2 separate regions of the Homo sapiens genome follow, and region 2 is linked to region 1. A link is an interaction called in ENCODE POLR2A ChIA-PET data of the cell type or tissue named here. Cell type or tissue: A673. All regions are shown on one strand. Links, peaks and the distances in the headings refer to the core of each region. The heading gives the core; the rest is flanking DNA.

The links. ChIA-PET counts read pairs that join two places held together with the same protein. Peaks named below come from ENCODE experiments on the same cell type or tissue, not always from the same donor. Only the 100,000 strongest peaks of a DNase experiment are listed, where the experiment ranks them.
Region 2: POLR2A ChIA-PET joins it to region 1 with 10 read pairs; 6 of 35 experiments call an interaction of 5 or more read pairs at or near these places.

What each region holds. Positions count from the first base shown.
Region 1 is chr2:169,890,541-169,905,936 of GRCh38, reverse strand. UBR3 (ubiquitin protein ligase E3 component n-recognin 3) reads right to left here. Exons shown (of 39, transcript NM_172070.4): 6 at 14,706-14,772; 7 at 10,626-10,756; 8 at 9,202-9,430; 9 at 644-823. Among named protein-coding and RNA genes, the nearest start is that of UBR3, 71 kb to the right of the region's middle. In A673, for the core only: no CTCF peak of the experiment used is centred there; no DNase peak of the experiment used is centred there.
Region 2 is chr2:169,790,626-169,806,021 of GRCh38, reverse strand. SSB (small RNA binding exonuclease protection factor La) reads right to left here and starts at 7,151. Exons shown (of 12, transcript NM_003142.5): 1 at 7,046-7,151; 2 at 4,996-5,070; 3 at 445-548; 4 at 183-357. The coding sequence starts at 5,061. LOC124907905 (a long non-coding RNA gene) reads right to left here and starts at 12,371. Exons shown (of 2, transcript XR_007087290.1): 1 at 12,190-12,371; 2 at 10,629-10,998. RefSeq lists a silencer at 6,717-6,916 and an enhancer at 6,868-7,368. In A673, for the core only: no CTCF peak of the experiment used is centred there; a DNase peak (open chromatin) is centred at 7,191; H3K4me3 peaks cover 1,889 bases; H3K27ac peaks cover 1,016 bases.

The DNA of each region.
Region 1 (15,396 bases), core at 3,465-11,464:
GCACACAAATAGCATTACTGACACAGTACATATAGAAATAAGTAAATTACTAAAAATGAAACAATCTAGTCCTTTCAGAATTTTTTACAAACTAGGTTTTCTTAGAAACATTTTATGAATTATCTCATGTAATAAACTGAATATCTTTTGATAAGAAAGTCAAAAAAATTTTAATTGATGTTAGTTGAAAGCTTTACGTGTTACGAATCTTTCTCAGACAATAGATTTCACATTTCTAGATTAATGGTTACAAATGCTTCAAAGCCAGGCACAGTGGCTAATCCCTGTAATCCCAGCACTTTGGGAGGCTGAAGCAAATGGATTGGTTGAGCCCAGGAGTACTAGACCAGCCTGGGCAACATAGTGAGACCCTGTCTCTACTAAAAATAAAAAAATTAAGTTAAATTTGTTTAAATGCTTAAAAAGTTATACTCCTGTTTCTTTTTCAATCATTTGACATTTTTCCTAACTCCTTGGTATGTTTTATGAACAATTTATTAAAGTACTTACAAATACCAATTAAAATAATGAGCTATTTCATGTGTAGCGTGAATGATGTGCTATTGTATTTTAATTGATATTTAATAATTTAGCATTAGGAATTTTGTAAACCAAAAAATTAACAAAGGGATAAAATTCATACCTTGAAAGAAAGATACAAAGTTCATCCATGTAACTAACAAACCGTGATCCTCCAAAAATCTCTTGGCCACACTTTGATGAGAAAGAATATTAATAAAATCACTAACAAGAGGCCAGTAAGTGTTATTCTTCAGTAATGCTTCTCCACAGTTCACTACCACATGTAAACTATTTTCTTCATCTAAAAAAAGACACACACAACCCAAAAATTTCATAAGATTTTTTTAAAAAGCTTAACCAATAATACAGAATATATATACTTTAGAATCAGATATACCTAAATTCAAACCCCAGCCTTCCATTTAATACCTATATGGCTTTAGGCACAATATTTACACTCTCTGAATCAATTTCTTCATTTATAAAGTAGAAAATAAAAACATCCATCTTAAAAGAATTACATGAAGCATTAACAAAAGTACTTAGTATATCATTATAGTAATTATTACCATATGTCCAATATATGACATGATACTGAGGTAGCTGTATGTTTATAAAACCTTATTTTCTTGATTCTAATGATATAATGCAGTATTTTCTGTTGAAATCAATAAAAAATTTTTATCCCTAGATTAATCTCATTTCATCTTATCAACCAAATCTGTATGATTTCAAGAGATGTACATTTAATTGCTTTCTTCTATGCAAAAAATACATCAATACAATCTTTAGCAAACAATATTTCAAAGATAAAAAACACACATTTAAAAAAAAGAAACACACACACACACCAACTTCTTAAGCCTTGAAAAAAAAATCCTCAAAGTTTAAATACATCATTGGGGGTGGTGGGAGGATAGGCTTGTACGAAATCTTTATCATTAAAAATTATTAGTATATATGCATTCACTCTCTTTAACCTATTCCAACTTCACTGACTCACTGGACTAGGAAGTTTCCATTCCCACTGTAAAACATATTAATACCCATAATACATGGAATGCTCAAGGCTCATAGCTCATTCCCTGTACACAGGCTGGGGCGTATGGTTACCTAGAGTCAATTTTTGTTTCTATTCATGCTAATTGTTCTTTTTATCATAATTACACAATTTAGATCAAAAGTATATGAACTAATGACATATGAAAGCACAGAGAGGTATTACAGAAATTGAATCATATGCTTTTGAGAGACAATAAAATAAAAACAAGTGCCAGGAAAAAAAGCTAAAAAACCTTGGGACAGAAAAATCATAAAAGCCTAAGTATATTTTACACTCAGATTGCTTTATATTCTAACTCTATTTTAAAGAGATTAAAATTGGATCCACAGATGATGCTTTATAGATGTGCTATTTATAAAAAAGATGAGCGAGAACTCCAGTCAAGGAAATCATATCCTGAAAATACTTTGCCCAAAGTTAAAAGCCTGGAGAATGAACACACAGTTCTGTGTTTTAAGTTAAAATACAATGTTTAAGGTATATATATATTTTTTCAAAGATGGGGGTCTCACTATGTTGCCCACGCTGGACTCAAACTCCTGGGCTCAAGCAGTCTTCCCACCTCAGCCTCCTCAGTAGCTGGGATTACAAGTATGTGCCACCACACCCGGCTCATATTTTTTAAATGATTCCTCACTTTAACCAACTTATTCAACTACCTATCTACCTGTCATACTCATCAGTCAGGAGGGCCTCTACTGCACTTTTTAATTTCCACACATTAAACTTAGGTTTCAGTCCACAGAATTATTTTACCAAATATTAAATAAGTTTAACAATATCTAAGAACAGGGTCCACTGAAGTTAAGTACACTCTCTTTCAGTACTTCTCAATGGACGAGAGAGGGTCTAACTCAATGAGGAAGTAAGGACTAGGGGCTTTTTACAAATTATTTATACTAACCCCTGGCCATGACTGACAACTACTGTTCCACTTCTGAGCTAGTGAGCCATTGATATTGATGCAACAGTGCTAAGGAATGTTGGGATTTTTTTTAAGTTAAAAATTGAGAATCACTGTTCTATATAATTGAAACCAGAGGATGAATAAGCAGAATATAATTAATCAAACTCACTATTTTCATGACACTGCTTAAATACTACTGTTCTTGTAAAAAACGCCTTGGAATCATTAATGAAATAAAATGATTAGGACTTCTATTTTTACTCAAACTGGTACTTTCCTCATTACAGATATAAAGAGCAATGATTCAGTGTAAAATTAAATTCACTCATCAACAAATATTTATTGAGCACCTACTAAGGGTCAAGTTTTCAACTAATCTCTGAGAATAAAGTGATAAATAAATCAAGATTTAGATGATCTCTGTCTTCATGGAGATTAACATCTAAGAAGGCAGAATGTGATAAGGGCTGCAATGGGAAAAGTAGAGGGACTCATAAGAACAAATAAAGCGAGACTACAATTCAAGAAAAGACTTGGCTGGCCATGGTGGCTCACGCCTGTAATCCCAGCACTTTGGGAGGCCAAAATGGGCGAATCACCTGAAGTCAGGAGTTCGAGACCAGCCTCGCCAACATGGTAAAACCCCCACCTCTACTAAAAACACAAAGTTAGCTGGGCGTGGTGGCAGGCACCTGTAATCCCAACTACTCAGGAGGCTGAGGCAGGAGAATCACTTGAACCCGGGAGGCGGAGGTTGCAGTGAGCCGAGATTGTGCCACTGCACTCCAGCCTAAGTGACAGAGCAAGGCTCCATCTCAAAAAAAAAAAAAAGACTCTCCTGAGGAAGTGAAGTTTAAACTGAGGCCTATAAAATAAAGCAGGAATTAGGATTAACCAGATAAAACTAGTGATGGTGGAGCAGATGGTGCTATACGCGGAAGGAGCAGTACCTAAGAAAAGGTTAGAATCACTTGAAGAAAGAATACAGAGGATGCATGGTACAAATGAGGCTACAGGGTCTTATAAACCAGCGTCAGGACTTTAGAGTTCACATGAAGAGAATGGAAAGCCACTAGGGGGTTTTAAGAGAGAGAACATTATAAGAAGTGTAATGTAAAAAGTGACTGAAGGAGAGTGACAACAACTAGAGATAAGAGGCTTAGAGATGGCCATGGTTTGAACTATGGTGGTGGCAAAAAGATGCAGTGATGAAGAGGCTATGTAAAGATATTCAGAAGATTTGAAGGACAGAGTTGGTAATGTGTGCTATATCTGCAAGGAATAAAAAGAAGTCAAAGACAACTCCTAGGTTTTTAGGCTGCACAGCTGTTTAGATAGTTAGACAGTGGAATCAAAACACACATTCATGTGCTCATGTACATACACACACACACAAGATAATGTAAAAGCAGCCAGATTAATGGAGCAATAATGAGTCTTCGCTATGGACACTGTGTGTTTGAGGTGTTTATAGACATCCAAACAATATAGTTCAATAAGTAGTTTGATATGCAGGGAGGAAAGGCAGTCTGGGATTATGAGCATCTACAGACATTCCTATGTCATACAACACATGGTTTTAGATTCCACTTTACAAAGACTGTTTCAAAAGATAAATTCTAAAATTTCTGGGACATGAAAAATTATGAGCTATGTTTGGAACCACAAAGCATATGGTATAAAATTGAATATAAAAAAGTAAAAGTAGAAGGTAGGAATCACATACTACTATAAGGCTTTTTCCCTTTAGTCTTCAGCTATCGCTGTGGCCAAATTCTCATTGTATCAGCTCCTGTATTTATTAAAAGTATAGATAAAATTTTAAAATATCATCTAACAACAATTCAAGACAAGGCTAGATAGAGGCTGCTAAAAAATAAAAAGAAAGTACAGAGATCCTGTTGTAATATCCGTGGCTAGTTATGGGTAGTTCAGTACAGCTAAGGTTTATTCTAATACTCAGTGTAAAAATGGGAAAAGCTTATGATACTTTTAGAAAAGCAGTAAATATATATCATGATATCTTATGCTACTACTGAAAGAGGAAAAAATAGTATGGCAAAGTTTGAAGGCTTCCAAAGATAGTTTTAGAACTTGGCTGGAAATAATGTAATTTACTGCTAAAAAAAAATTATATTTAAAGATCTTACCAATCTTTATTTCAGCTTGTTGAAAATTCAATTTGTATAAGAATTTCCAGAAAAGACTAACTGCATTAGAAGCATATGTAAAAAGCAACTGATACCATATAATATGATTTCAGAAAAATATGGGAAAAGTGTGAAAAGCAGAGACACTAGGACAAAGTGCCAAGAAACACCAATATTGATAGGACAAGTAGAGAAGAGTATTGGGCCACAGAAAGAGAATCAACAGTGTGAAATGCTACTGAAAATCAAGCAAGGTAAAGTTTAAACTATGACCACTGGCTTCCTCAACATGTAGTTTACAAAAAGGGTAAACCACATAATTTATCATATAAACTGGGACGCTTTTGAGTGTAAAAGAAATTGTATTAATAACTACGTCAGACTAACAGGCATAACTTAAGGCTATTCTGGGAAAACTAGGACTATGTCTACATGAGTCATGGACAATTTTGTAGATTTCAATAGAACAATGGGAGTGAACATTAAAATGAGGTAGGTAAGGATACGAATATAAAAAGTGAGGAAAGCTAGCTATTAAAAAAAAAAAAGGGAGGCAGGTTTAAGACTCATCTTGTTCCCAAATATTCTCCCTTAAAGGCCAAATGCAAACCACATGTAATAAGCACAGCTAAATCACCTAGTGAAGAAAAGAGACTCCAGATTCTTTTAAAAGAACAGGTACTTCTAAATTTTGTTTTCTCAATTATGAATTTAAAACACCATTTTGCCGCAAAGACTGCATGACTAAAACACCAAAAGCAATGGCAACAAAAGCCAAAATTGACAAATGGGATCTAATTAAACTAAAGAGCTTCTGCACAGCAAAAGAAACTATTACCAGAGTGAACAGGCAACCTACAGAATGGGAGAACATTTTTGCAATCTATCCATCTGACAAAGGGCTAATATCCAGAATCTACAAAGAACTTAAACAAATTTACAAGAAAAAAACAATCCTATCAAAAAGTGGGTGAAGGACATGAACAGACACTTCTCAAAAGAAGACATTTATGCAGCCAACAGACATATGAAAAATGCTCATCATCACTGGTCATTAGAGAAATGCAAATCAAAACCACAATGAGATACCATCTCAGGCCAGTCAGAACGGCGATCATTAAAAAGTCAGGAAACCACAGACGCTGGAGAGGATGTGGAGAAATAGGAACGCTTTTACACTGTTGGTGGGAGTGTAAATTAGTTCAACCATTGTGGAAGACAGTGTGGCGATTCCTCAAGGATCTAGAACTAGAAATACCATTTGACCCAGCAATCCCTTTACTGGGTATATACCCAAAGGGTTATAAATCATGCTGCTATAAAGACACATGCACATGTATATTGCGGCACTGTTCACAATAGCAAAGACTTGGAACCAACCCAAATGACCATCAATGATGGACTAGATAAAGAAAATGTGGCACATATACACCATGGAATACTATTGCAGCCATAAAAAAGGATGAGTTTATGTCCTTTGCAGGACATGGATGAAACTGGTCACCATCATTCTCAGCAAACTATCACAAGGACAGAAAACCAAACACCGCATGTTTTCACTCATAAGTGGGAGTTGAACAATGAGAACACATGGACACAGGGAGGCGGACATCACACACCAGGCCGGGCAAGGGGCGGGGGGAGGAACAGCATTAGGAGAAATACCTAATGTAGATGACAGGTTGATGGGTGCAGCAAACCACCATGGCACATGTATACCTAGGTAACAAACCTGCGCATTCTGTACATGTACCCCAGACCTTAAAGTATAATTAAAAAGTAAAAAAATTTAAAAAAAACACCATTTTTGTGAAAAGTCTGTCTTTAAATATATAATAAAATATAAGAATATCATTGATACAGCTGAATGACAGCAGATACTATTTCAAAAAGGAAAAAAGAAAAAGCAATATATGTAGATAAATCTCTAGGAAAGAATAGATCATATTACATGAAGTTAGTAAAACTAAAACATAAAGCAGCTTTTAAATTTTCCTTTAAAAAGCAAAGAAGTAGGCCAGGCATGGTGGCTCATGCCTGTAATCCCAGCACTTTGGGAGGCCGAGGTGGGTGGATCACCTGACGTCAGGAGTCCAAGACCAGCCTGGCCAATGCAGTGAAACCCTGTCTCTACTAAAAATACAAAAAATTAGCCGGGCATGGTGGCGGGCGCCTGTAGTCCCAGCTACTCGGGAGGCTGAGGCAGGAGAATCAGTTGAACCTGGAAGGCGGAGGTTGCAGTGAGCTGAGATCACGCCATTGCATTCCAGCCTAGGCAACAAGAGTGAAACTCCAGCCAGGCGCGGTGGCTCACGCCTGTAATCCCAGCACTTTGGGAGGCCGAGGCAGGCGGATCACAAGGTTAGGATATCGAGACCATCCTGGCTAACACGGTGAAACCCCGTCTCTACTAAAAATACAAAAAATTAGCTGGGCGTGGTGGTGGGTGCCTGTAGTCCCAGCTACTCGGGAGGCTGAGGCAGGAGAATGGCGTGAACCTGGGAGGCAGAGCTTGCAGTGAGCTGAGATCGCGCCACTGCACCCCAGCCTGGGCGACAGAGCGAGACTCCGTCTCAAAAAAAAAAAAAAAAGAGTGAAACTCCATCTTTAAAAAAAAAAAAAAAAGGTGAAGAAGTATATTCTTTAATGTAAATAATGTATTATGCTCCCACTATACCTACAATGGGAAGGCAGACTCACAAAGTAGGTAAGAAAGAGTACAGGCTTTGAAGTTAGACAACCCGGCCTTACCACTCAGAGCTGTAAGATCACAGATCATTGACTTCAACTCCCTATGCCTCAGCTGCCTCATCTATAAAATGGAGATGACAATACCTTCAAAGAATTATTGATGGTTAAGTGATATAATGCATATAAAGTACTGAGAAAAGAGTCTAGCATATAGTTGAGTACTCTAGAGATGGTAGCTATCATAATTAGCTAGCTATTATATATAACGCATTATGCCTTGCACTGAGTTCATATCAATTTTCAGGACATGGTGTCACACCTGAGAACAGACAGATTATCAGTATAAGGAGAAAACAGGAGCTGATATGCACAAAGAGGCAAGAGTGGAACAAAGCAAGGCTCAACTATAAGATTTCTCCTCCTCAGAGAATGGAGAGGTCCTAAGATTTAATTAATCTGAAGTATTGTTTGTTGTTATTTTTAAAGTTTAGCTCCTAGTGCCAACAAGTAAAGACACATCCTATCAAAGAGTCTTTGACAGGGACTGGCTGTGTCAAGGTTAAGAATAGTAAGAGTTCTGACATTAGGAGCCAGGAAATCCTTCTTAACTGTGTCATTTGCTGGCTGTATAACCTATGGCAAATTGCTTAACTTTCCTAAGCCTCAATGTACTCATCTTTAAAGCAAGGATAATAATAATGCCAATCTCAGAGACTTGTTCAGAAGCTTAATTGAAACAATACATAAATAGTATTCAGCACAGTACCAGGTACATAGCAAATATTTAAATACTATATATTATTGGCCAAGCGTGGTGTCTCATACCTGTAATCCCAGCACTCTGGGTGGCTGAGGCAGGGGGATCACCTGAGGTCAGGAGTTCAAGACTAGCCTGGGCACCATGGCAAAACCCCATCTCTACTAAAAATACAAAAATTAGCCAGACATGGTGATGTACACCTGTTATCCCAGCTACTCAGGAGGCTGAGGCAGAACTGCTTGAACTGAACCCAGGAGGCGGAGGTTGCAGTAAGCCAAGATCGTACCACTGCACTCCAGCCTGGGGTACAGAGCAAGACTCTGTCTCAAAAAATAATAATAAAAATTATGTATGTATTTATATATGTGTGTATATACATATATACATATATACACACATATACATATATATAGAATTTAAGGGAGGTAAAGTTAAGATGAGTAACTATAGAGAAATGAGAATGGGAAGAGGTACAGAAACATTATGGCAGGTTGAAGAGTATCAACCACATAGTGGGCACAAAAGAAGAATATAAAGTTCTCACTAAGGGAGTAAAGGCAAGATTTATCCCAATTTTTAAGTTATAAAAGTATAAGCATGTAAAAATATCTAAGACTGATAGCAGCAAATTTATGATAAAAAAGCAGAAACATGTCTAATAAGGAAATGACTAAATAAATTATGGTATAGCCATGATATTAATACCTGCACTTATTAAAATGCATGTTTTTGACATGTACACTATGGCAACTTTTTAAAAAGTATTTATTGTATCTATAAATATAGTCATTACACAAAAAGAAAAGAAATATAGCAAAGTGCTAACAACAGGTATTTGTGAATAACAAAACTACAAGTGCTTTTAACTTTTTCTTTAAACTTCACTGGAAATTTTCAAAGATGTCCGTAACAAACATGTATTATTTTATAATTTTTTTAAACATAAGGTGTTTTCAAGACTAGTTATACAAAGTTCACTAATACTAGAATATGATTAATAATACTAAGTATCATTATTAGTAATATTACTAAGTATATGAAGTACACTAATAATACTAGAATAATAATACTGATAATAATAGAACTAGTGAATATAATTCTGAGTTACCTTGTAGCTCACTTTTAATAAGGCAACTTTCCATCATGTATAATAGCACAGTGACCATAATATCCAGCAGCTGACATTCTTCTGTTACCTGTCTGGCTAGCTCCTCATTGCTGAACAACTGAACACTAATATGCACAATTCTGTTAGACATTGTGTCTGATTCATGACTTTTCTTCAGTGTTTTCATAATGAAAGCATAATGCTGAACAAAAGTTTTTGTAAAAGCAACCTGTAAACATTTTAATAGAAAGGAAAAAACACATTAGTTTTAATTTTTAATTTAAAATCATTTTCAATATATCATGTTAACATTTTACAGCTATTACTAATTTATAATAATGCCCAAGATAACTTAAAAAAAATCTCGATGGTGAGGTAGTCTTTCACTTTTTTGGAACATTTGCAAAATATTTTGATGGTTAAAGAAAAAAAAAAAATTTTTTTCCCCCAAAACGGAGTCTTGCTCTGTCCCCAAGCCTGAGTGCAATGGCATGATCTCAGCTCACTGCAACCTCCGCCTCCCCAGTTCAAGCAATTCTCCTGCCTCAGCCTCCCAAGTAGCTGGGATTACAGGCACACGCCATCACGCCCAACTAATTTTTGTATTTTCAGTAGAGATGGGGTTTGGCCAGACTGATCTCAAACTCCCGACCTCTGGTGATCTGCCCACCTCAGCCTCCCAAAGTGCTGGGACTACAGACGTGAGCTACCACGCCCAGCCGTATTTATTTTTACTCTTATTTCCTTTACATGTACATTTTCTCTGGTTTTTTTTTTTAGCAGATATAAAGACACACAAAACAATGACACTATCAAAGTGTCTCTCCTAACCTACACCATAAAAATAACAGCATGCTTTATTTTCTTTTCATACACCGAGCTTCGTCATTTTGCCATAACCGTAAGATAGTAACAGGTGGGTTCTGACCCCCTGGGACTAGAAACTTCACCTGCCAACATTTGTATATGAGTCAATAACTGTTCTCTCTTTAGCAGTTGTGACCAGCAACTTTTCAACCCATGCTTTTCCCAGCCTGATCTCACAATCTAAATTCAATTGCCCCCATTAAACATTCTTATAGCACCTTGTACTCTTCTTCAGAGGATTTAGAACAATTTGTAACTACATATTTATTTCTGCAAAATAAAAATTGTGGTTTCAATGTTTGTTCCCCAGCATTCCCTCCAGACCAAGTTCCATGCAGAAAAGCAATCCTTTGGAATTCTGCTGAGTAATGCTGCTTTGCCACAAAGCTAAGACACTGTGCCTTTTGTGAAGAACTTGTGTTATCAAGAGAAGAAACTAACACTTGTTTATAGTGTTATATCAACCTTCACCTGAGAAATATATCAAAAAAAGATTTAATAATGAAAGGCAAAGAAAGAAAAGCTAAGTTCAGAAAAGCAGGAAAATATATAGATACCTTATACTCTTGATCTGGAAGCATGTTGAGTAAGAAAGTTACCATCTTTTGAGGGAATTCATATTTTATAGTCCAAAATAATAGTTCTTCTAGGAAGCTTTTATGCTTCAAAACATCCATTATGGATTGATCTGCACATGAAAAATGAAATTTATCAGTTAATGATTGAAGTTGCTCATCTCATTTTATAACTAATAACCCATAAACCATAAAATGGGAAAGTATCTAAAAGTTAAAAATATCCTTACAATAATGCAATAATATTGACAAGCTAGATTTCTATAATGTACACAGTATATAAATAAGAAAAAATTTAATGCATATATTTTAATATAAAGCAGTAAGTGGAAAAATGAATGGGGGGAATGGATGCCCTTTTTAAATAAAGGTATTCAATGGAAGAAAGCATTATCCACAAAGACATCAAGAGGATACAAGAAGTGTCAACTATGATGTACTGGCTCCAGTGACACTGCTTAAGCAGGGGCTAAACTTAGATGAGAGACTGGAAAAAACAGTATCTCACACGCATCAAAATCCTCAGGTCCAGCCCTAACTACATCACTGTTCAAGGTGTCTTCCAGGATAACCTTGTAGAGTTTTTTCAATTAACACTACCCCAGCTTTATACTTCTTCTAATATTGAATAATGTGTTCATACCACATCTCCCCAGGTAATGGGTCTAAATGAGTAACAAGCTCAGTATGTCATCACTTTCTTTACAAAACACTGCATTTACTAAGGCTTGAATCAGTCCTTATTAGATATAACTTTAACGCAGTTTTTTCATTAATAACAAGAAAAACAGCACCAAAATATCGTATTTTCTGAAGATATTATGATTTTAACTACAGAAAGGCAAAAATATCTTCCAACTCCCTAATTCCATTTCAGTGGTGACATAAGTGATATATAGTAGTGGTTAACATACAAAGACAAGTACACTGTAACACTATACATCTTTTTTTTTTTTTTTTTTTTTTTTTTTCTTAAGAGTCAGGGTCTCACTCTGGAGGCCAGAGTGCAGTGGCGTAATCATAGCTCACTGCAGCCTCAAACTCCTCAGCTCAAGTTATCCTCCCACCTTACCCTCCCGAATAGCTAGGACTATAGGTGTGCAAGACCACACCCTGCTAATTTATTTTTTATTTTTTGAAGAGACATGGTCTTGCTGTGTTGTCCAGGCTACATTTCTTTATTATTAGCAATTAAGTAATTATTTTCAAAACTCAGAATTTTCTACTTATAAAACAGAAATCTATTCTTCCTGAAACAGATCATTTCCAGGGCATGACAATGATTTAAAAACAAAAACCAAGATTGCAAGAAATGAGGTAAAATACAGTCAAAAGAATTCACTGACAGATTCAAAGATAAAAAGTAATAAAAACAGGGCCCAAGAGAATCAGGTAGCAGGAATTTAAGATTTGTAACTAAAAATTATAATATAGGCTCGGCACAGTGGCTCACACCTTAATCCTAGCACTTTGGGAGGCTGAGGTGGGCACATGGCTTGAGCTCAGGAATTTGAGACCAACCTAGATAACATGGCAAAACCCTGTCTCTAAAAAAAATACGAAAATCAGCCAGGTGGGGTGGCATGCGCCTGTAGTCCCAACTACTCGGCAGGTTGAGACAGGAGGATTGGATCGCTTGAGCCTGGGAGGCAGAGGTTGCAGTGAGCCAAGACCATGCCACTGATCATTCCAGCCTGGGTAACACAGTGAGACCCTGTGCTGAAAAAAATAAATTATAATCCACAGCACACTGCTGTACCTAATTTAATTCTCACAATTCACTTAACACAATGTGACTGATAATTTCACAGACTACCAAAATGAAAGCTCTCATTGGTAAGTGCTTCTTAATGTATTTACAAAGCTGAATAAAACTAGTACTATTAATCATAGAATTCATAGTTATGACTCTGCAAGCCTGCATTAGGCAAATGAAAAGCCTGAAGCCATCATAATTATTATTAATTGTCAAGCACTTAAAAGAAAATATACATTAACAATGTTTTAAATCAATTAAACAACCTGAATATACCAGGAAAGCTGTGGCTTCTGCTAAAATAAAAATAGTTGCAGTTATGTAGAATTCAATATTTTTATCTGCAGACCAAAAAAACTCCAGCAATGTCTTCTTTGTTGTTCTTAAAATAGGTGATGTCAGTCTCCCAAGATGTTAAAGCACGTGTTATATTGTGTAATATTATGAAAATGTAGTCAGAAATGCTTCCATTAGTTATGTTTGACTATCTTTAAATCTTGACATGACTTTTAACAATGTGTAAACTACCTTAAGTCAAATTGTAAAAAGAGATTTTTAAAGAATCATTATGTACTGTAAATGCATGACTAAAGCAAAGGTTTTAATTAAGAGAGCAGAGTTCAAGTTCTGCAACTCACTAGCTCAATAATCTTGGAATCTTGGCCATATAGTTAAAGCCCTCAAGGCCTCAGTTTCCTCACCCTTAAAATGCAGGTTTAGAGAACAGGCAGTGATGAGGTTAGCATAGTGTCTGGCCTCTTCCTTACCATTACATATTTTCTTTTCAGTGCACTTTTCAAGCTGTGGAACAAAATTCTTACAAAAATTGAGCCATTCCCCAAACTTCAGATATCTTCAAAATAAGGTCAGTTTTTGAAAACACCTGGGGTTCTAATTCACAAAGCCATTCCTTCCATGTACATACTTAAACTGAAAATGGTAACTGATGAAGTTTTAAATTTCAGTACTATTTCTTACCATTACAAGGAAGAGAAGGCACTCAATCCAAACACACATGTGAAAAAAGTTCAGGTATTTAAAAACAGACAAAGAAAAAAACACTTTAACTTAAGTCTGCATAAAAAGTATCTTCAGTCAGAGTGTGACCAGGCTGAAGGAAAACAATGACCTCTTACACCACAGCAGGTATTTTCTGGGCACCCCTAAAGCTTAAACTCAACTATGTGCCTAACAATCTCCAACTCAGATGTGTCACAAGGACTCAGTTTAATATCTGATAAGTTAAAGAGCCAGAAGGCCATATGAGTTCCTAATTTCCTTCAGACATACAGGTTCTCTGCTGAGCCAGAAAAAAGGAGAACATACCTGTATGTGTGCATCCTGGACTGCAGATCAAATTCCATACCCTTTCCTAGCAACCCCCAAGTTAAATGCAGCAGCATAGTAACTGAGACTTAGAAAAGGAACCTGCAACTCAAAGTGCCTGCATATTCCACCTTTCTAGGCAGTCCTAGATATTTCACAAGATACACTTAATCAACAGCAGAAGTAAGAAATTTATTTTCATCAAAATAACATTTTAGCCTCTGGAGACTTTCTAAACCAACCACACGTTAAGATATGAAAATCCCTGGCAAAAATCCAAAGCACAGACTTGTCAACTAATCGCAAGTATTCTAGAAAAGCTTTTAGTGACAGTCAAGTAAACATTGTGGTTAAAAGCTTAGGCTCTGGGATATGAATTTAGGATCTACCTCTCATTAGCCATAATCTCTAACATGTCTAACACATACAAAAGGTTCAATAAATATTACTCATTATTATTACTAATCTAGTCCCTCACTACAAAGCATATTTATAATACTTTCTCCTTTGAGTAAACACATGAGTCCCTACTGAGCCTTTATGACGTGTTAAGTACTATTTGTTCATTCCCTGTGTGTGTGTGTGTGTGTGTGTGTGTCTCTGTCTCTCTCTCACCATGTCATCTCCCTTGTCTTTTTTCACTCTAGAAATTGCATACCCCAGATTATAAAAGGAACTAGGCCAAACTACAAATTCACACAAAAAACACTGGAGCCAAATCAGTCAATCAATGAAAAGACTTCCTTTTGGGGGGGACTCAAATATGATAATGCATATTTTATGATGAAAATAATGAACAAAACCCAATAGTAATCGCTTAACAATACTTTCTCCAAGACTTATTAGATAAATCTAATAACATAAGCCTCCCTTCAAACAGCTTTGATGTCAGTATGGCTAGCCCATCAAGTATTTTTAGTGATTAGGCATTTTTTAGAAGCATTTTATTCAAGGAAAAAAATAATAATAAATACAAATACCTTTGGTGCCACTGCTTAGTTTTACCCTTTTTCTCTTGCCCAGACCTTGACTACCATCCTGATCATCCTGAAGGAAAATAATATTAGCATTATACACAGTCACATTCATAAATTGATACACTTTATAAATGTGCTTACAAATTACATTAAACACATAATATATGCATGCTTACATACTACTAATCAACATCTATGTATTTGCTATAATATATATTTTAGTGTTAATTTTGATTTTAAAATACAGTGAAATATCCCTAAATATCAAAACACAAGAGCTCTTAAATGTAATCTCTGCTTCTAATGGAAGACTCTTAAGTACCCCAAAATGCCAAGATAAAAATTTTCCTAACCTTATAAATTAACATCGAATGCACAAAGAAGCTAAAGGGTGGAATGAGAGAGATTATTATAGGAAGGTAGGAGAGAAGAGGAGAGGACTAAAACAATGAATAGAGGAAAGGCTTTGAAGGGTCTAAGAAAAAATGAGTTCAACAAATCAAATTTTGAAAAATAAATACAACATATTAGAAGTTGGAGTTGACAGTTAAAAATAATAATAAAAACAAATTAAAATATGCTTAGAAAAAAAATCCAAAAAGGAAATACATTCTGCTCAATGATATATATACATATATATACATATATATATACATATATATATATACACATATATATATATATATATATATAT
Region 2 (15,396 bases), core at 2,672-10,671, 99 kb after region 1:
TCCAACGTGAGCAACAGGATGAGACTGTCTCAAAACAAAACAAAACAAAAGAAACTTAGGTTAAGAATATTACGAAAGGACATACAGTAATTAGTGAGGCTGTGATTCCTGAGCCCTTATTCTTCCGTACTTTACTTTCTAAATAAATGTAAGATATTTAAATGCATTACAGGCCCACTTACAATATAAACAGATCTGTTTTTTACATCATTTTTATACTCATCAGTCACTTCAGGTAGGGGTTTGCTTGGAGACCTTCTGATTTTAGTTTTATCTTCACTGATTTCCATGAGTTCTGCCTTGGATTTGCTCAATGCTTCCACAATTACATTAAAGTCTGTTGTTAGACGGTTCAACCTGAAGAGTACATATAAAAACATAAGACTCAGCAGTAGCACTCATTGTAAACAGAAAACCTAAAGATTATTTTTAAAAGCTTGTTACCTGTTGAATTTTATCATTATCTCCAAAGGTACCCAGCCTTCATCCAGTTTTATCTGTTCCTTTAGAAACTTGTCCCGTGGCAAATTGAAGTCGCCAAAATAATACTGTGAGATAATTACAATGTATTTCAGAACACTGTATAATATGGACTCCAATCCTGACATTACTCTACAGTACCAAGTTCTGTTATTTAAAAATACATAAGTTACAAAAGGCAAAACACTTTCCCCAAATATACAATAATGTTTACAAATTAGCAAAAAGATAAAACTAAAATGTCAATTACTAAAATAGTGTAACAGATGTGTCAATAGACTAGAAAACCTTAAAGAAGAATATATTTAAAGATTATATGAAAAGGCTCTTGCAAATCAGTGTGGAAAGAACAGATGGTTAAATAAAAAGAACTGGAAGAAATTGGTTAATCACTCAATTCTTATTTTTTTTTGAGACAGAGTCTTACTCTGTCGCTCAGGCTGGAGTGCAGTGGCATGAACTCAGCTTGCCGCAACCTCCGCTTCCCAGGTTCAAGTGATTCTCCTGCCTCAGCCTCCTGAGTAGCTGGGATTACAGGCATGTACCACCACGCCCAGCGAATTTTTGTTATTTTTAGTAGAGACAGGGTTTTACCATGTTGGCCTTGAACTCCTGATCTCAAGCGATCTGCCCACCTCGGCCTCCCAAAGTGCTGGGATTGCAGGCATGAGCCACCACACCTGCCCTTCTAATTTTTTAAAATTAAAAAATAAGGGACGGGGCCAGGCACGGTGCCGCACGCCTGTAATCCCTGCACTTTGGGAGGTCAAGAGATTGAGACCACCCTGGCCGACATGGTCAAACCCCGTCTCTACTAAAAATACAAAAATTAGCTGCACATAGTGGCACACACCTGTAGTCCCAGCTACTCAGGGGGCTGGGGCAGAAGAATCATTTGAAACCGGGAGGCAGAGGCTGCAGTGAGCCAAGATTGTGCCACTGCATTCCAGCCTGACAAAAGAGTGAGACTCCATCTCAAAAAAGGGGGTGGGGGGCCAGGAGTGGTGGTTCATGCCTAATCCCAGCACTTTAGGAGGCTGAGGTGGGTGCATTGCTTGAGTCTAGGAGTTCAAGACCAGCCTGGGCAACATGGCAAGACCCCAGCTCTCCAAAAAATAAATAAATAAATAAAATAAATAAGAAATAGAGGTACGTGCCTCTAGTCCCAGCTCAGGAAGCTGAAGTGGGAGGATTGCTTAAGCCTGGCAGGTTGAAGCTGCAGTGAGGCATAATTGTGCCACTGTACTCCAGCCTGGGCAACAAAGTAAGACGCTGCCTCAAAAAAAAAAAAAAAAAAAAAAGTTAAAGTAAATGTTTCTCAAATTTAAGCATAGAGGAACTCTCAATATACAAGCCAAGGAAAAACCCAAGTATGACTATTTGGAATGCCAGAAGTAACATAAAAAGTAAAAGACAAACAAATTTTGTCAAGAATTCTTACAAACAAAGAAGAAGGGTAAAAAGAGAACACCCTAATAGAAAACAGTTAAAGGATATTTTATTGGCCTCGCACGGTGGCCCAAGCCCATAATCCCAGCACTTTGGGAGGCTGAGGCGGGTCAATTTCTTGAGGCCAGAAGTTCGACAACAGACTGGCCAAAGTGGTGAAACCCTGACTCTACTAAAAATACAAAAATTAGCCACACATGGTGGTGCACGCCTGTAATCCCAACTACTCGGATGGCTGAGGCACAAGACTAGCTTGAACCCGGGAGGTGGAGGTTGCAGTGAGCTGAGATCACCGCCACTGTACTCCAGCCTGAGAGGAGAGCAATACTGTCTCTCTGTCTTAAAAAAAAAAAAGACACTATTTTTCAGGGATCGGGTCTTGCTTTGTTGCCCAGACTGGAATGCAGTGGTGCAACCACAGCTCACTGCAGCCTGAAACTCCCGGGCTCAATTGATCTTCCTCCTCAGCCTTCCAAGTAACTAGGACGACAAGCACATGCCACCATGCCCAGCTAATGATTTTTTTAAAAATTATAAAAAATAGGCCAAGCGCAATAGCTCATGCCTGTAATCCCAGCACTTTGGGTGGCCGAAGCAGGTGGATCACCCGAGGTCAGGAGTTCGAAACCAGCCTGACCAACATGGTGAAACCCCGTCTCCACTAAAAATACAAAAATTAGCCGGGCATGGTGGTGTGCACCTATAATCCTAGCTACTTGGGAAGCTGAGGAACCTGGAAGGTGGAGGTTGTGGTGAGCCAAGATCACGCCACTGCACTCTGCACTCCAGCCTGGGAGACAAGAGTGAGACTCCATCACAAAAAATAAATAAATAAATAATGTACTGTAAACTAAAAAAAAAATCCAACCTCATTTCATTGTTAATCAAAGAAATACAATTTAAAGCAACGAGACAGCATTTTTCACCTAACAAACTGGCTAAGATTAGAAAGAAAACCAAGACTACCTAGTATTGACTTGAACACAGAGAACTAGCCATTCAGGTAGATGTAAACTGACAATTATCAGTGTTTTTTAAATGTGCATAATCCTTGAGCCAGTATGGCTCCTTCTAAGAATTTTCCTTGAAGAAATCAATAAACATGTTTACTAAGATTTATATATAAGAATATTTGTCAAAGAATGATTACAGCTAAAAAAATTAGAAACATCCTTCATATTAAAGAGGAGAATGAAAAGATTATTGATTACAAAACTTTTCTCCACAAAAATGCATCCTATATTTAGCGGGGGAAAGGGAAGGAAATAAAATTGTTAGAAATGTACCACTCTGGTGGGGGATGTTTTAAAAGGTGAAGGCACTATGCTTGTGTGGAGGCAGGGGATATATGGAAAATCTCTGTACCTTCTGCTCAATTTTGCTGTAAACCTAGAACTGTTGTAAAATATAAGGTCCACTAAAAAAATTAGTATGAGCATGAAGCAAAGTGTCAAAAGCTTTTAACCTTGATAACCTCAGAAGAGTAGGATTTGAGAGTTAGCAGGTTGTGGGAGAGATACAACCTTTTCTATATACATCTTAGTATTGTTCTAAGTATTAAACACAGAATGAATAATTTCTAATTTTTCTCCTCATAGTCATAAAGAAATTAATACCAAAAAAAGGAACATGAGACATTTTAAATGCAGAGACGTGCAGCTTAAAAAAAAAAAAAAAGCAGTTCTGAGAATTGCAGAAAAACCCCACACCAAACAATATGATCTGAGGGGTTCTTAGCAAGAACCTAAGTTTAGAGATAATTTCCCATGCAACCATTATCGATATTGTAAAGATTTTAAGGTTTTTTTCTTTTTGAGTTTAATTGAACAAAGAACGATTTGCAAATCAGGCAGCCTCCCCAGCCAGAGTATGCTCACGAAGACTCTCAAGTTTCTTCCCCTCGCCCCCTGAAACAGTGTCTCGCTCTGTCATCCAGGCTGGAGTGCAGTGGTATGATCACAGCCACTGCAGCCTCTACCTTCTGGGCTCCATCAATCCTCCCACCTCAGCTTCCCAAGTAGCTAGGACTACAGGTAAACTGCTAACACACTCAGCTAATTTTTAAAATTTTTTTGTAGAGATGGGGCCTCATCATGTTGCCCAGGCTGGTCTCTAACTCCTGGACTCAAGCCATCCTCCTGCATCAGTACTGCAAAGGTACTACGGATCACTTGAGGTATTACGTTAACATAAACATAATACCTAAATTTGAAAAAATGCTAAGAGGGTTTTGAAAACAGATACTATATTAAAGTTACTGGCTGGGCACAGTGGCTCACACCTGTAATCCCAGCACTTTGGGAGGCTGAGGTGGGCAGATCACCTGAGGTCTGGAGTTCGAGACCAGCCTGGCCAACATGGTGAAACCCTGTCGCTACTAAAAATACAAAAATTAGCCAGGTGTGGTGGCGTGCTCCTGTAGTCCCAGCTATTTGGGAGGCTGAGGCAGGAGAATCATTTGAACCCAGGAGGCAGAGGCTGCAGTGAGCCAATACTGTTGTAGTGAGCCAGGATAGTGCCACTGCACTCCAGCGTGGCCAACAGAGTGAGACTCCATCTCAAAAAAAAAAAAAAAAAAAAAAACTATATTAAAGTTACAATAGCTGAGAACTGACTGGGCAGAAAAAAACTAAGATCATCAAAAATATAGTGTTATTTAACAGGGAAGGTACTTTACCAAGGACTTTTATGTTACTTATGTGTCAGGAATTCTTCTAAGTACTTAACATTATATTCACTAATCCTCCAAACTACCTTATGAGGAGGGAACTACTATTATTCTCATTTTATATGAGACTATGAAGCTAAAATTTTATATGAGACTATGAAACTAAAATTTTAAAAAGATTAAGTAACTCTAGTTTATAGTGTTACCTTTTGAAATGTTTGTACATCTTAAGTTTCACAACCTGGCTCCACCAATATAAAACTGTATGCTATTATATGTTCATCTAAGAATCAAAGGCAAACCAAATGTTGAATATGTCCATGTACTAGAATTAAATGTTCTTTCTGTATTTTCTTTCAAGGAACTTGTTTTTGCAGTTTATAGCACAGGAATCATACCTCAATTTGATGACAGATTTTGGCCTCCAGGGCAGCCATCTTTTCATTATCACCATTTTCAGCCATTGCGGCTATCTGTAAAATTTCCCAAATTAGCATAAAGTTATTTTTTATATAAAACTCAAGAATAGAAAGATAATGTTTACAAAGTATTAATATCCCGTTTTCTTAAAAAATCAAGAATTTCTATTTTCACGGGTTCAGTTTCTTTACTCAGTTCTCAAATATCTCAACAAAGCAACACTTTGGAATAAGTGATGAAAAAATCTAAAAACTATAAAAAACTTGTCTTTCAGTAAATCACTACCCCATCTTCTATAACAAGAAACTGTTTATCTTCACTTAGCTGGTCAAGCAAGCTTTAGGGAAAAAAACTCCAATCACTTACCAACCATTTCCAGTTTTAAACAGATAACTATCTATCTGTATATTACCATGGCTCTCTGTGCATTTGTTTGGTATGGGTTCACCTCTTTTTTTTTTTTTTTTTTTGAGACGGAGTCTCGCTTTTGTTGCCCAGGCTGGAGTGCAATGGTGCGATCTCGGCTCACTGCAACCTCTGCCTCCCAGGTTCCAGCGATTCCGCCTTCGCCTCCTGAGTAGCTGGGATTACAGGCGCCCACCACCACGGCTGCGGCTGACTAATTTTTGTATTTTTAGTAGAGACGGGGTTTCACCATGTTGGTCAGACTGGTCTTGAACTCCTGACCTCTGGCGATCCACCCGCCTCGGCCTCCCAAAGTGCTGGGATTACAGGTGTGAGCCACCGCGCCCGGCCTCATTTCTTTTAAAATGTAGTCACAACTGACTTACCCAAACCTTGTTACCAAGTTAGACATCATAACTTTAAGGTGAAAAATGTTACAGTTCCTTAGATACTCTATGCTAAGGAACATACGAAAACAAAAATGGGAGAATGTGGTCATACTAACACAACATTAAACTGGGGAGTATGCCTACTAATTTACTAATACATTGGATAGCCAGTTTCCTGTTTCGTATTCCTGACATTAGCACTGCAATGAAAAAAGGAAGCTGTGCTATTAGTTTGCTAGAAATTACAAACCAAGTCTTCTACTTACAAAGTACTTGCCTCCAGGACTCTACTAAGCCACCCAGTCATCCCAACTGTACAAAAGTTATGTGAACAAATCATCGAGAATATTGCCATTAGTTGACTCTAGTTATGAACTGATGTAGGTACACTTCCTGGAAGCATCCCCTGACACACTGCAATTGCATTCGATACCATGGATACACATAGGAAGCACTTGCAACGGGGTACTGTGTGATCCACATCCCCCTAGAGAAATTACTCAATTTTATGCATTGTCTTGTCTATCACAATCTACACTCCTAAGTTACTACCGTGATCTAGGGCCCCCTACAAAGCAAACGATGAAATAAAATAACTATTTAGACCCTGCAAAACCTATTTGGCCTAATTTTGGAACTGCGTTTCATCAGATACTTTTCCAGAATGTACGACTGTAAATGAAATATTACCCACGTTTTCCCGTTTCACACTGAAACCTGATGTGAGCGATGAAGGCCCTAACAGACCAAAAGAGTGACGCTGGTGTACATCTGCGGCCCAAAGTTCTTTGGCCTCCAGTCAGTCCCATAGGCTCCACAGAACCCTCCGGCGTTTACCCCGTGCCCACCTCCCCAGAAACTTTACAGAGATGGCCACAAGCCTTCGGTGAGACTAGAAGGCGGTGGAGGTAAAAAAAAAAAAAAAAAAAAAAGACGCAATGGGGATGAGGGCAGCCACAGTCCCGTCTCTAAGCAACCGCGGAACTGCCTGGGCACCAGCCACGTGCGGGGAACCCCAGGATCCCGCATTCCTCGCGGGGGCAGCCTCGCCGCCGCCCGCGCCCCCTCGGCTCCGCCGCCTCCGGCTGCGGCCCACGCGGCGCTCGGCCTGAACGTGAGGAAGGCGAGGGGCGGACGGACGCCGCGAGAAGCAGTAAAGAACGGAAACGCGCAGTCGCGCACCAGCAAAGCGGACCCTTTTGTAGCTTCTCATTAGCCACCGAGAGTTACTCACCTTTAAGGTTCCGGCCCACAGAAGCCGCGCCACAGGCTCACAAACAGCAACAGCAACGACTCCACCTCCCAGCGCCGCCGGCCAGCCTAAAGCGCTCCAAGAAGATGGGGACCGTCCCGGCAGCTCTTGCGGCCTGGGTGGGCAGGGCCACGGACGAGGTGGAGCGGTCCCTGTGCTCTGAGCATGCGCGGCTGCCGGGGCCTCCCAGGGACCCTGGAGTCCCGCCCTCAATCCCAAACAGATTGGGTTAAAAAGTACTCCAGGTTGTAGGGGAATGGCTGCTAGTTTGTGTTAGTATAAACATTTATTTTTAAGTATTTCTGGACGGCGTCTGTACCCCAGCCCTTCCTTTGGCCCTCCATTCATGTGAAGTGCTTTGGGTTTTTTTTCAGATATTTTCCAAAAATGTGTGTGAATACACACACACATCGTGTTGTAGTAGTTCTCAAAAAAAAAAAAAGGACAAGTGAAATTTAAAAAAAAAATCAAAGATCCATGAAATCTTAGAGTTTTGAAAACAATACAGTACAGCGTGTAAAAACTGGGTGTCTGGAATCAGACTGCCTGCTTCAAATAATGGTCCTCCTGCTGTGAAACTGTGATCTTGGACAAGTTGTTCAACTTCTCTGTTCCTCAGGTATAAATAGGGCCGGTAATAAATACTACCTAGTTCATACAATTGCTGTGAGTATTCAACTTGATGCAATATTGTCAACCTAAAGGGAAAAACTGAGGCAAAATTAATATAAGTAGACAGTTTATTTGAGCCAAGTTTGAGGACTGCCACATGAGAGCATGGATTCAAATTGCCCTGAATATATGCTCTGATTAGCAGCACTTACAAGTAGCTTTTAAAGAAAAAAGAAGAGGCAGTTCCTAAATTGTTTACCGATAACTTACATTACAATAACAAGCTATTGATTGGCTATACATTCTTCTTTGTATCACAAATTCGAAGAACATGAAAATGGATGAAGCAGGTAGTAAGGGACAAAGTGACTTGAAACAATTGCCCCCCAAGCATGGCGACTGATATAGTTTGGTTCTGTGTCCCCACACAAATCTCATCTCGAATTGTAATCCCCATAATCCCCAAGTGTGGAGGGGAGGAACCACACACAGGGTGGGAGGTGACTGGATCATGGGGATGGTTTCCCCCATGCTGTTCTCCTGGTGGTTTTATAGGGCAGTTTTCCCTGCTCTTGCTCGCTCCCTCTCACCTGCCACTGTGTAAGACATGCCTCTTCCCCTTCCACCATGATTGTAAATTTCCTGAGGTCTCCCCAGACATGCGGAACTATGAGTCAATTAAACCTCTTTTCTTTATGAATTACCGAGTCTTGGGTATGTCTTTATTGCAGTATGAGAACTAACTAATACAGGGGTGTAGGGACATGACTGAAGTCCCAAACTCATATCTCTCTGTGCCTGATAAATTCCGCATACCTCACATAGTTCAAACTGCTCTGGGCTCTTTTTTCTTTTCTTAAGGCCAATGAGAAAAAACATATTTAACAGGGTTGTGCTCAGGTAGTTTAAATTCAAATTAATTAGATTATCTTTTATCCACTCAAAGAATATTTATCTACTCTCTATTTTATGCCAGACACAATTGAAACCTTAATTCTTGTTTTGATCAAGTCAGTGAGAATATATGTATTTAACAGAACAAATAATATCAGTGTCAGGGTACTCTCATTCATCCATTCAGCTAACTGTTTATTACATGCCTGTTAATGTCCTGGTATGGAGGCTTAACACTGGGAATAGAAAGAAGAGTCAGAATCTGCCTAGAGACAGAGCCACCTAAACAAATATAACTGCTTCTTCATGTCCCACAACATCTGGGCAGAACTGCAGTACAGCCTATTATCAGAAGTCACACCGGCAAAAAAAACATTTATTTCATGTTCTCATCAGGTCCCTGGTCCTTTGCTCTCCCTTTCTTGTCTTTTCTTTTTTATCTTTTTCTTTCTTCTTCTTTTTTTTTAGACAGTCTCCCTCTGTCGCCCAGGCTGGAGCGCAGTGGCACCACCTCGGCTCACTGCAACCTCTGCCTCCCAGGTTCAAGTGATTCTCCTGCCTCAGCCTCCTGAGTAGCTGGGATTACAGGCGCCCGCCACCATGCCTGGCTAATTTTTTTATTTTTAGTAGAGTCAGCGCTTCGCCATGTTGGCCAGGTTGGTCTCGAACTCCTGGCCTCAGGTGATCCACCCGCCTCAGCCTCCTAAAGTGCTGGGATTACAGGCATGAGCCACCATGTCCAACCCTTTTCTTATCTTTTCTTTTTCTCCCTCGTTCCCTTCCAGAAGCAGAGTTCCATGCAGACACACCCTCTGAGGAAAATGAATTCCTGGCGGCAGACCAGGAAGCTTCATGTTTCATTTACAGTACCTAGGAGAGGACTCTCTCTCATACTGGTATCCATCTCTCATAGCATAACTTTGTAAGTCAGTACACTAAAAGACCATCTTTCTGGGTATACACTTAGTACAATTACTTTGAGAACAAATTGATAATATCTATTAAAGTTTAAGATGTGCATAGCTGATGGTGCAGAAAGTCCACTCTAAAGAATATACTCCCAGCCTGGCCAACATGGTGAAACCCTGTTTCTACTAAAAATACAAAAATTAGCCAGGCATGGTGGTGCATGCCTGTAATCCCAGCTACTAGGGAGGCTGAAGCAGGAGAATTGCTTGAACCTGGGAGGTGGAGGTTGCAGAGAGTCAAGATCGCGCCATTGCACTCCAGCCTGGGCGACAAGAGTAAGACTCTGTCTCATTAAAAAAAAAAAGATTATACTCTAGAGCAATGTTCACATCTGTACACAAGAAAACATGTTCAAGCATATTCGGGCGGGGTGCAGTGGCTCATGCCTGTAATCCCAGCACTTTGGGAGGCTGAGGAGAGTAGATCACAAGGTCAAGAGTTTGAGACCAGCCTGGCCAACATGGTGAAACCCCGTCTCTACTAAAAATACGAAAATTAGCCAGGCATGGTGGCACGTGCCTGTAATCCCAGCTACTTGGGAGGCTGAGGCAGGAGACTTGCTTGAACCTGGGAGGCGGAGATTGCAGTGAGCCAAGATCATGCCACTGCACTCCAGCCTGGATGACAGAGCAAGACTCCGTCGCTAAAAAAAAAAAAAAAAAAAAAAGAATATTCATAGCAATATGGTTTGTAAATTTAGGGAACTGGAAATCAACTAAATGTTCACCACAAAAGAATGGGTAACTAAATTAAATTGTGATATAATTAAATAATGAAATTCTATACAGTGAGAAAAATAAACTAGATCTACATGAATTGACATTGATAAATTTCACAAACATAATGCTGAGTTTAAAAAGAGATTTCAGAAGAAATATAAGTAGCAACCCCCAGTCACTGTGACAATGAAAAATCCCACCTACATTTCGAAACAGCTTCTTAATTATGAGGCTGGTTACTGCTCCCAGCCTCATATTAAGAACATTTAGTCTAGGGTAATAGCATTGCTCTATTTTGAAGATTTGGTTTTGTTACTGAATTGGGCTTGTTCTGCCTGTTGCACAATATGCCCAATCACTGAGACATCAAATTTTGCTGCAGAGAAAGGGTTTATTCATGAAGCAGCCAAGTGAGGAGACAGGAGAACAGATCTCAAATCCAGCTCCCAAAGATGGGGTTTTAGGGTATTTACGGGATAAAGGAGCAAGGTGGTCTGAGGCATGGGGAAAGGTAATTGGGGTAAGAAACAGTGAGGCAACTGGTGCTGTGCACAAGCATAGTCAAGCTTCATAGCTCTTCATAGGACACATGTCCACAAAATTGCAGCTTTAGCATGATCTGAGGGTGGAGCTCTTGGTCCTGTGATGCCAAAAGGTCACCCATTGGACACTCATGCAGGCCCAGTTGAAGAGTTGTTGGTCTCAGCTGGCTTAAGCTGGACAAGAGCTAACTCTAAGTTCCTGAAAAACAAGCAACCATTACCATGGTGACCTATATCTCAGATATGTAATCTGTAAGGAAGCTAATGGAATTTTATGTATATATTGCTTAGCTACATGACTTTTAGCTATTAAATATGTAGCTTTTAAAATTAACTAAAAACAAATGAGACAAGTTAAGTTTGGTGGGCCAAATCAGGTTAGCCCTCAGTTTCAGGTTGAAATGCTTATTAGACATCAAGGTAAAGATGTCAAGTAGGCAGTTGGTATGAGTTTGAAGAAGTCAGGGTTAAAGATATAAATTTTGGAACTATTAGTATATAGCAGACATTTTAAGTCATGTCATTATATGAGCTCTCCTAAAAAGAGTATAGACAACAAAGATGGGAGGATCCCAGACTGACCCCTCTAGCATTCGAATTTTTTGGATAATGAATAAAAGAAGAGAAGCCTGTACAGCAGCTAGAATAAGCAGACCCTGAGAGGTGCTATGAAAATATGGCACCATAGAAGCTAAAGAGTGGAATGTTTCAAGGAAGGAGGGACCAACTGAGTACATATTGCTGAGAAGATGCTATGGATTGTGTATGGGTCATGAGGATGGATCCCTTATGAGTGGCTTGGTGCTGTTCTTGTAGTAGCCAGTAACTTTCCCTTCTGATTGGCTCTCAGAGGAATGGGTTAGTTCCCATGAGAATGGGTTGTTATGAAACAATGGGTTGTTATACCAGGGTGCCCCTCAGATTTGGTCTTTCTTCACACATGCCTGCTTCTCTTTGACCTTTTCCACCATGTTTGACTCAGCAGAAAAGCCCTTACTGGGAGCCAAGAAGATGCTGGTGGGTGTCATGCTTCTTGTACAGCCTGCGAAATTGTGAGCCAAATAAACCTCTTTTAAAAAAAATTATCCAGCCTCGGGTATTCATTTATAGCAACACAAAACAGACTAAGACAGAAGATTTGCAAGCTGACCTAAACCAATTTTGTCATTGTGGCAGATACTGTCACTTATCTCTTGGCTCTCTCCTTCCTATATAATAATAAAATCACCTGTGGCTTTCAACAAAATGTATGGCCAATCAGAAATAAAAACTACATTTTTCCAGCCTTCCTTGAAGCTTAGTAAGACAATGTCTGGCCTATGAGACATGAGTGGAAGTGATGTGTGCAACTTCCAGGTAATTCTTAAATGCAATGAATTTATTCTCTTACCTCACTTTCTCTTTTCTTCAACTAGCTAGATGTGGATGATGAGCAAAACTGGACCAAGCAAATGAAGGAAACACCATAGGTGTGGCAAAGCAGCAAGATAGAAGGAAGCCAAGTCCCAACATCCTGTAGTTCCATACCAACTCTGATGGCTTCGTAGAATGGACTTATCATTCTAACCTGGACTTTAAATGCGAGGGGGAAAAAAATCCATGAAAAATTATTCAAGGCAGATGATTATAATATTTTAGACTTTTGGTTAGGGCAATTGAGAGAATTCATCACTAAGGGGCAGAAAACTCAACTAAATCAAAACTCCAGGCCAAGAGTACCACTCTGAAGGCTGCTAGGCTTGCTAAGTTTTTCTATTTCTGTGTGTGTGTGTGTGTGTGTGTGTGCGCGCGCACGCGCGCGCGCAAGATGAATATCAGATTGCCTAAAAGCCAGAAATCTAGGGTCTCCCTGAATTTTGGGAATAGATTGTAGGACTACTTTTGTGTTTTCTTGCTAATAGATGTTTGAAGGTGAATCTTGTCTACAAAAACTTCCTTCATTGTAATAAGTCATATGAAAGTGAGGTTATTAAGGGGAGACCTAGAGCCCACCCCTATGTCTAACAATTGGTGACCTCCACTATCCTCTAAATTATCTAATAATTGTGAACAGCCAAATTTACTTGGGTCAATTTGCTATATTTGGCAAGTGGACGAGATCAGCATGCATAAAATGATAAGTAGATCTTCTATAGAAGACAGTACATGGAAGTTGATAAAACAGCACAGATTCTTTACCAAGACTTCATGTAAAATAAAATAACTGTGACAGATAAAGAGAAAAGAAGGGCCTTTGGGGGCTAAACATTTTTTTAATTGAATTATATCACACAAACTATAAGGTGCATGAATTTTAAGTGCTCAATGAAGTTTCACAAGTGAACACCACCTTGTAATTACCATCCAGATTGAGATATAGAACATTTCAGCACTCCAGAAAGTTCCTTTGGGCTCCTCTCTCAGTCAATACCCTCCTTAAAAGTAACTACCATTGATTAGCTTTGCCTGTTCTAGGTCATGTAGTATGTATATATCTGGGTCTCAGTTTGGACAGCTATAACAAAATATCATAGACTGGGTGTCTTAAACAACAGAAATTTATTGCTCGCAGTTTTGAAGGCTGAGAAGTCCAAGATCAAGATGCTGTTAGATCTGGTGTCTCATGATGACCTGCTTCCTGGTTTGCAGATGGCCATCTTCTTCATGTATCCTTACATGGTGAAAAGCAGAAAGGAAGTAAACTCTCCAGTCTCTTCTTACAAGGCACTAAATCCCATTCATGAGGTAGAATTCTACCATCATGATCTTATTACCTCCCAAAGGCCCCACTTCCTAATACCATCCCACTGGAGGTTAGGATGTCAATGTATGAATTTTGGGGAACTACAAACAGTCCACAACATGTGGTATACGCACATACCACAACTGATTTATCCATTCTTCCATTTCTTTTCCTTTTTTTGAGACAGAGGCTCACTCTGTTGCACAGGCTAGAGTGCAGTGGCGCAATCTCGGCTCACCGCAACCTCTACCCCCCTGGGTTCAAGTGATTCTCGTGCCTCAATATCCCAAGTAGCTGGGATTATAGGTGCCTGCCACCATGCATGGCTAATTTTTGTACTGTTTTAAGTAGAGACAGGGTTTTGCCATGTTGGCCAGGCTTGTTTCAAACTTCTGACCTCAAGGGATCCATCCACCTTGGCCTCCCAAAGTGCTGGGATTACAGGAGTGAGCCACGACGTCTGGCCCATTCTTCTGTTTCTGACCATTTTGTTGTTTCTAGTTTTTTGCTGTTATGAATAAAGCTATTCTGAACGTTCTTCTCCATGTCTTCTGCACTCATTTCTGTTAGGTGTATGCCTAAGAATGAAATTATGGGTCACAGGGCAGGCGTGTGTTTAGCTCTAATATATATTGCTAAACAGCTTTCCAAAGTGGTCATATCATTTTTCACTCACACCAGCAATGTAGTTGCTAAACATTCTGGACAATGCACTGTCATGTTTTAAAGCCAGATATTATTTTTTTATTTTAATTTTTATTTTTATATATTTAGGGAGTACCAGTGCAACATGTACATATTACGTAGCGGTGAAGCCTGGGCTTTTAGTGCATCCATCACCTAAATAGTGAACATTGTACCCAATAGGTAATTTTTCAGTCCTCACCCCTGCTCTCACCCTCCCACCTTTTGTAATCTCCAGTGTCCATTATTCCACTCTAAGCCACATATAATATTAATATTAAAAGCTCATGCTTACAATAAGTAAACTACGTAGCGAAGAGACAAAATAAGTACATGCTTACAATAAGTACATGCTTACAATAAGTAAACTACGTAGTGAAGACACAAAATAAAGTTGGTGAATAAAAATGCACACTTGAAAAGTTTTAGAAAGGCCGGGCGCGGTGGCTCACGCCTGTAATCCCAGCACTTTGGGAGGCCGAGGCGGGCGGATCACGAGGTCAGGAGATTCAGATCATCCTGGCTAACACGGTGAAACCCAGTCTCTACTAAAAATACAAAAAAACTAGCCAGGCATGGTAGTGGGCGCCTGTAGTCCCAGCTACTCGGGAGGCTGAGGCAGGAGAATGGCGTGAACCTGGGAGGCGGAGCTTGCAGTGACCCGAGATCGCGCCACTGCACTCCAGCCTGGGCGAGAGCGAGACTCCGTCTAAAAAAAAAAAAAAAGAAAAGAAAAGAAAGAAAAGTTTTAGAAAGAATCGAACAATTACTCCTGTTTCTAGTGTAGGAGGAAAGAGAGACACATTAAAAATTATTCTTTCAGATGAAGGCTGCTGACAGTTGAAATAGTTAATTAACACTGGCTTCTTTCTCCCTAATCCGAAGCAGTCTTTTCTTTCATTGGCTTCTGAAAAGCTATTTAGTCTCCTGCCTACATGTAGAGGTAACACAGGAAGGCTTTGGCCAGTGCTGAGATGGCTGGGATCACTCAACTAGTCCACTAACTGGAATTAAAGTCAACAGTAGTAATAAGGGTTTCCAGTGGTGCATGCCAGTAGTCCCAACCACTCAGGGGGATCCCTTGAGCTCAGGAGTTGGAAACCAGCCTGGACAACATAGAGCTAAACCATCTCTTGAAGGAAAAAAAAAAAAAAAAAAAGGCTGGGCGCAGTAGCTCACGCTTGTAATCCT